2 separate regions of the Mus musculus genome follow, and region 1 is linked to region 2. Evidence: chromatin contacts called from ENCODE Hi-C or POLR2A ChIA-PET data. All regions are on one chromosome and are shown on one strand. Each heading gives the region's core, a stretch centred on a gene start or an enhancer-like site at or near the end of the contact. The rest is flanking DNA. Distances are from core to core; before and after follow the strand shown. Region 1 holds the start of Ern2 (endoplasmic reticulum (ER) to nucleus signalling 2). Region 2 holds the start of Palb2 (partner and localizer of BRCA2).

Region 1 (3,537 bases), core at 108-2,607, 53 kb after region 2:
CTGCCAGGGCCACATCCTGCTTCAGGACCCTCGGGTCTTGGGTGTAGCCAGTGGTATTTGCTGGAGAGTCAGGAGCCCACCAGCTATCCTCTCTCTTTTGGGCCTCAGTCTTTCCATCTGCAGCTTGACAGAGAGATGGGTCAGAAAAAAGGCTGCCTGCTGATCAGCTGTCCCAAAAAGAATTTTGTTTGGTCTTTATAGTGCTTAAAGCATTGCTTTTAATTATCTTTGTGTTGTTGCTGTTGTTGTTTTGTGAGACAAGGCCTTCTGATGTAGCTCTGCTGCTGGCTATGTAGAGCAGGCTGGCTTTGAAGTGTTAGCAATTCTCCTGCCTCTGCCTCCAGAGTTTTGGGATTAGCAAATATAATAATATGTCCAATATTAACAGCTCTTTTTTTAAACCCTAACTTTTTATTTTTATATATTTTTATTTTTTGAGATAGAGTTTCTCTATGTAGTCCTGGATGTCCTGGAATTTGTTACAATAGACCAGGCTGGCCGCAAACTCATAGCTATCTGAAATGCCTCTGCCTCCCAAGGTCTGGGATTAATTAAAGGCTGAAATTTTTATTTTTTAAAAATTTTATTTTTAAAATTCATATTTTCTAGGTTTTCCAGCAATGTTGGATCTGGCTACATCAAACTCCCATTATTTATTGGCAGCTATGATTATTCAGGCAACTAGCCTGAGTTAGAGAGAGCTCACGGGGTCTAATCCTAAGCTGTCCCTTTAGCTGGAGGTGAGGGGCAAAGAAGGTGAAGAGACTTCAGGTGGAGTGGACACTTAGAGCCCAGGCTGGGCAGAGAGAACGCTTCACCTCCAGCAGGCAGGTCGGAGCAGATTTCTAAGCGTAGGGAAGAGCGGTCCAGACACACACAAAGGGAAGCAGCATCACAAAGAGCCAGGGACTGAACCATGGGTTCACAGCCAGTTTCTCAGCAGAAGCCCCTAAGCGGACCATCCTTTCCAAGAAAACTGGATCCTCAACCGGCTTTAGAGGCCTGACTTCATGTCTACTGTCTCCTCCCCACGTGACCCTCCCCCCTTTCCCTGTTGCAGAAGAGGCTGGGCAGGTACATCTCCCCAGCCAGGTTTATGAGGGGTTCACTCACTAGGGGTCCTTTTGGGAGAACTGAGCCCAAGGGAAAGACCGGCTACACCTCCAGCCCCCCCTGGCCCTGCGCTCACCTGTGGACCGAGTTTCCCCAGCAACGTCACAAGCTGCAGCAGGAACCCGAGAGGAGACCACAGTTGAAATCTCTGGACTGGTCTCGCCATAGTCTGGGCAACCACAAAGTCTCCATCCAGCTCCCTCAGTGCCTCAGGCAATAGCGGAGCTCTCTCCACGGGAGACTCCGCCCCCGCCCCCCCGCCCCCCCCCCCCACCTCCCGAGCCAGCTGGCCGAGCAGTCATAGGTGAAACCTCACCCTGTGGTGGACCCCGCCCTTTCCATCGCACCCACGTTTCACCCAGTCCCCTCCACCTTGGCACCAAATGTGGACAGTTTGAGTTTTCCTGGGAGGTATTTTTACCAACTGAGGCTGACGCTAGAGAACGTGCCTAGGTCTGTGCTGATTCCTTTTTTTTTTTTTTAAATCTTTATTTTAAAAAAGATCTATCTACCTTATTTTATGGTGCGTTTTGCTTGCATGTATCTCTGTGTCTGACGTGTGTACTTGATGCCCAGGGAGGTCAGAAAATGGTGTTGGATCCCCCACGAACTGGAGTTAGGGATGACCGTGAAGCACTACTATGTAGGTACTGGGACTAGAACCCAGGTACCATGCAAGAACAAGTGCTCTTAACGCTGAGCCATCTCCCCTGCCTCAGGGCAAGACTCAGGCCCAGAGCTGGGACTAAAATTCAAACATCTTACCTCAATGCTTGTGCTCTTTATTATTTTATTAATTCTTCACATGACATGTGGAGATGTTAGCGCTGTTATCTCCGAAACCCAAAACACTGTGGCCCCAGTCCTGCTCCAGACTGCTGTATACCATATCCTTCAAACTCCTTTTCCTCTTACCCGCAGCTACAATACCACGCATCTTCACCTTCCTTCCCCAAATTTCAGGGGACAGATCTTTTCACTTACAGTCCCTTTGGCCTCCCCTGAGATAATAACCATATATATGTATGTATGTATATAATATACACACATATGTGTATGTATGTATATACACATATAATATGTGTATGTATATATGTATGTATGTATACACACACACACACACACATATATATATATATATATATATATATATAAAACTTCAGTTATATATTTTGTCATGCAAGCATTAGAATCTGAGCTCCAATCCCCAGCACCTATGTAGAAAAGACAGTGGGCCCCTGTTAACCCATCTGGTGATCTGTGAGACACCTTGTGGAGAAGTGATCATGGAACACACCTTGACATTGACTTCTAGCCTCTACATGCATGCACAAGCACATGACAAGTCCACATACACACATGAACACACTTACACATACTGCACAGCATAGACACATAAATGAAAGCCATCTTAGATGTCACACGAGACCTGGAAGCTTGTGAGCACACTAACCTGGTACATGCAGCTGGGAAGACAACAGAAAGATCCTATCTGAAATGAAGTAGAAGGCAAGGTCCCAGCCAATGTCCCCTGAAATGATCGTGGTATCATTGGGTCACAGCTTTTGTCCTCAATGTCTCTGTTGCGTGGATCTTCTTTCCCTTCCTGTCTTTCTCCTTTCCCTGTCACTGTCTCTATCTTTGTCTCTGTAGTTACCTACCTACCTATCTATTGTTTATCCATCATCTACCTATCTCTTCCTTAACCTGTTGAAGGTTACTCTAACAGAATGTCACAAACTAAGTATCACAGTTATTGTCCTATTACTGTAAAGAGACATAATGACTGTCTTACTTAGGGTTTCTGTGGTTCTGATGAAACACCATGACCAAAAGCAAGCTGGGGAGGAAAGGGTTTATGTGGCCTATGCTTCCATATTGCTGTTCGTCATCAAAGAAAGTCAGAGAGGAACTTAAGCAGGGAAGGAACCTGGAGGCAGGAGTGGATGCAGAGGCCATGGAGGGAGGCTGCTGACTGGTTTGCTCTCATGGCTTTGCTTGGCTGCTTTCTTATAGAACCCAAAACCACCAGCCCAGGGATGGCACCACCCTGCCCTATCAATCACTAATTAAGAAAATGCCCTACAGGCTTTCCTACAGCCTGATCTCATGGAGCCATTGTTTGTTTGTTTGTTTGTTTGTTTGTTTATATTTATTTATTTAATGTATGTGCGTATACTGTCCCTGTCTTCAGACACACCAGAAGAGGACATCAGATCTCATTACAGATGGTTGTGAGCCACCATGTGGTTGCTGGGAATTGAACTCTGGACCTCTGGAAGAGCAGCCAGTTCTCTTTAACTGCTGAACCATCTCTCCAGCCTGAGCCATTTTCCTAACTGAGGTTCCCTTCTCTGAGGTGATTTTTAGCTTGTGTCAGGTTGATAGTGATGAAACTATCCAGCACAATGACCAAAGCGATTC
Region 2 (3,850 bases), core at 141-2,640:
CTTAAACTTTTCTTAAGCACTTTCCCCACCTCATTCCCCAGCACTTTTGTGGGACTCCAGCACTTCTGTGCTAAAGTCACTTTAGTCCCCATCCATTCTCAGACACATAATAATAAAAATGGCAGATACTTTCATAATGTGCTTCAGTTAGTCCTAGGGAATTTTGTGACTTTAATGTCCAATGACTCAATTAGCACTCACAATAACCCTAACAAATAGATTCTATTATATAATCATCCTCCTTTGAGATATGCAAACTGAACAGAGAATAAGCAGTTCCTCCAGGATGCTGCCATTTATAACTGCTCCATTTAACACCCCCCCCACACACACAGAGGTTTCATATCATATATATTTTGATTCATAATAGCAGCAAACTGCAGTTATTAAGTAGCAACCAAATTATGGTCATGGGCCACCACAACATGAGTAATTCTGATCTTAACCTGTTATCTTGTCCTCAATCTTATCAGTAAGTAGGAGTTATCTTGTTTATTTGTAAATGATCTTTACCACCCTTAGAAGGTAAGACAGGATAGGAAGACAAATTAATGTGAATTCTAATTTTGCACAGAAAGCACAAGAACATGGAAGTAATATTTAAGTCTTGCAGGAGAATAATATTCTGAGCCTGAAAGAAATGAGAGCTCCTTCTAACTACTACACTAAATTTGTATGCACACACACAACACCTGTTCATTATATGTAATATTTATATTATTTTCTTCCCCTCATCTTGTTCCAACGTGGGTCTTAAACATGGAGAACACCAGCTGCAGAACCAACCAGAGTACACGTTATAACCATCCCCTTCTCCAATGTAAACCTATTTTGGAGGTCAAGCCCTAACAGACAAACACGAAAATGTATATATATAAGGCTGTTGACGTGACGTGAAAGATTTATGTGACGGGGCCGGAGTGGAGTGGGAGAGAAGAGGGCCTCTAGGTTTACCTATATGTAGTTTTACACCTAATATTTATGCAGTGCCACTAGAAGATGGGTTTGGCTCGTCTGCATTTTAAGCTTCGCCACCCGAGCAGCGCGCTCGTCTCAGTGACTTCTCGTGGAGGCTGTAGGTAGGAGGACACTGCCTCGGATACAGGAACTAGGTTTGAAAACCCAGCCTAAAGCCCTGGGTCACCCTTCCCGCAACCCGGGCACCTTTTCCTTCTCCGCATAGCTGAGGGGCTTCCCGGAAAGCTCTTCCATCGGGTTGGAAGCCGAACGCAAGGAGCAGCCGTCTCCAGCCTCGGGCCTGTGGTCACGGGGACCCAGCCAGGGCTTCCTAGGGCCAAGAGGAACCCCTGGGAAGAACGGGGACCTAGTTCACCCCCACTATGTTCCTGCCGAGCCACACAGGTTCCGCGCGCTAGCCGCTCTGGCCAATTAAAACCTCTGTTCGCTCTGCGCACGCGCAGCTGGAGACTGCCGAGCGATCGAGCAGGCTTGACTAGAGGAGAGTCGAATGAGAGTCCAGGGCGGGGATAGCGGAAGTGGCCGATCAACCGGAAGTAGCTGGAATCACCGTCTGCCTGAGCTACTGACAGGATCCTGAGGTTCAGAGAGGGGGAAGCCATGGAGTTGGGCGAACTGCTGTACAACAAGTCGGAGTACATCGAGACGGTGCGCGTGTGGCGACCCTGCCGCCGCTGGCAGTCACGGGACCCTCGAGGACTGGACGGTCGCCCCTCCCGTCCCGGCTGCACTGGTTCCCGTTCCCTCAGTCCCTTCCTTGGATGACTTAGAGATGCTTCGTGTTTCATCTGATTGTTATTTAGTCGGTGCATGCATGCATTAGGCTCTCTTCTCCTTCATCTCGTGTGTGTGGGTGTGCTGTGTAGCGGGGGAGGAAAGTGTGGATGTGGGAGAGTTTCTATGCATATATATCTATGTGTGTGCATATACACACGCCTGAGTTTCCTGTTAAATAATGTCTTCCAGAGGAATACACAGTACAGCCTATTCATTCTGTATATAAATTACATTTTCAGACTCCGGGCCCTTTTTAAAAATAATATTTCACAGTCTGCTTACGTGCTAAGACGTTATTGTTTCTATTCGTCAACTCATAATACAACATATGTAAACTGCCCCCGTTAGGGTTACTATCATTATTTTTTCTGTGTGTCTGTGATCATGGAAAAGTAATTTTCCTCACTGAAGGCTATGAAACCGTAATATGGAAGTGGGGTCTGAATGCACATCAGTCATTAGACCGCTCATTAGATACCGATCCTGAATTCATTTCTTGAGCTCTCAGTTCCTGATCTACCCTTGCTCTTTTGATAGATTGGATTCAGTTCCTGAGTGCTCTTATCACGGAGCCGTGCCCACAGCCTTCCCCCCCCCCCCCCAGTGCATTCCTTCTCCAGTTTGTTTTTGTTTGTTTGTTTGGTGATGGAGTCTCACTTCATAGTTTAGTCTAACCCCAAATTCACAGTCACCCCACCCAGAGCTGGGACAGTAGGGGTGCAGTATACATTCAGGCCTCATTCATTTTTAGACTGCCCTTCATTTGAAGTAATTTTCTCCTCAATGTGAGCTTTCATGATGGAAACTGTAGTCCAGAAATCCTCTGTTTTTTCACTCCAGATTTCTGTTTGCTTTTAGGCATCTGGGAACAAAGTTAGTCGCCAGTCTGTTTTGTGTGGAAGCCAGAACATCGTCCTCAATGGCAAGGTAAAGGGCACAGGCAGCTTCAGGAGGTTACCCTTATGCCTTCAGCTAGTCACTGTATCAGCAGGGTATATGGGATAGTGCTGTCTCCAATTTGTCATTTCCAGTTCTCTCTCTTTGTTTTTGTTTTTTTAAACATTTATTTATTTTATGTATATATGAACACATTGTCACTGTCTTCAGACACACCAGAAGAGGGCATTAGATCCCATTACAGATGGTTTTGAGCCACCATGTGGTTGCTGGGAATTGAACTCAGACCTCTGAAAGAGCAGCCAGTGCTCTTAACCGCTGAGCCATCTCTCTAACCCCTCTTTCTTTGTTTTCATTTTTTTCTCCAAATTAGATTTATTGAATGCACAAAGACGATCAGGGAGGAGAAGCCAAAAAAATTAGAGAGCGGCCCATTAGATGGGGAATAAAGAAGCTTTAAGGAAGAGGGTGGGGAGGGCAGTAACACGTGAAATATAACAGGAGAGAGCACAGGAGACACAGGGCAGCTAGACAGAGGGAGAAGAGAGGGGAGGAATTTCTTCTAAACAGAACGTGAACACTTCTGTCATTTTCTTCAGTATTTTATTTAAATAGGATTTACATTGCATTAAATATTATGAGTAAGAACATGGTGGTGGTGGAGGGAAGGGCCAGAAATCTTTTATGTCTGAACAGAATGCAGTGGCAGATTGTTCTCTGTGCTGTATTGTGCCTAGGACTACTAGACACAAAACTCATGAAGAGGCAGTATCTTAAGTACTTTAAAACAGAATTCAGGGACATGGACTTAACTGGTATTTTTTACACGTGTTTTGCTTTATAGACCATTATAATGAATGACTGTATCATCCGAGGAGACCTGGCAAATGTAAGAGTTGGACGTCACTGTGTCGTGAAAAGCCGTAGTGTCATAAGGCCACCGTTCAAAAAATTCAGCAAAGGGTATGTGACTTAATTACCTGTTTGCAATCCTAGGCTCCATCCTGTTCTGGTGATGTTGCCCATGACCATGTGTTTAGATGTGTAATGAGAAGATCTGGCCATTTGGGGGCGCTGCATAAGCGCTCACAGTAATGAACCTCTCTCTGGGTGTTCATTGTTGGCTGTCAGGAAGAAAAGTCCCTACAAGAAACAGACAACCGAACACAGATAGTAAAGCCTGAGTAAACGGTAAAGC

Evidence for each region. Hi-C counts contacts between places; a loop is a spot of excess contacts on that map. ChIA-PET counts read pairs that join two places held with the same protein, here RNA polymerase II (POLR2A).
Region 1: POLR2A ChIA-PET joins it to region 2 with 10 read pairs in embryonic stem cell. The contact joins the promoter of Ern2 here to the promoter of Palb2 in region 2. A Hi-C loop is called at or near these places in 1 of 37 maps with a recorded cell type or tissue (heart). POLR2A ChIA-PET finds 5 or more read pairs at or near these places in 3 of 5 experiments (all embryonic stem cell).

What each region holds. Positions count from the first base shown.
Region 1 is chr7:122,184,874-122,188,410 of GRCm38, forward strand. Ern2 (endoplasmic reticulum (ER) to nucleus signalling 2) reads right to left here and starts at 1,358. Exons shown (of 22, transcript NM_012016.3): 1 at 1,190-1,358. The coding sequence starts at 1,279.
Region 2 is chr7:122,131,556-122,135,405 of GRCm38, forward strand. Palb2 (partner and localizer of BRCA2) reads right to left here and starts at 1,391. Exons shown (of 13, transcript NM_001081238.2): 1 at 1,165-1,391. The coding sequence starts at 1,212. Dctn5 (dynactin 5) reads left to right here and starts at 1,486. Exons shown (of 6, transcript NM_021608.3): 1 at 1,486-1,626; 2 at 2,614-2,682; 3 at 3,497-3,615. The coding sequence starts at 1,579.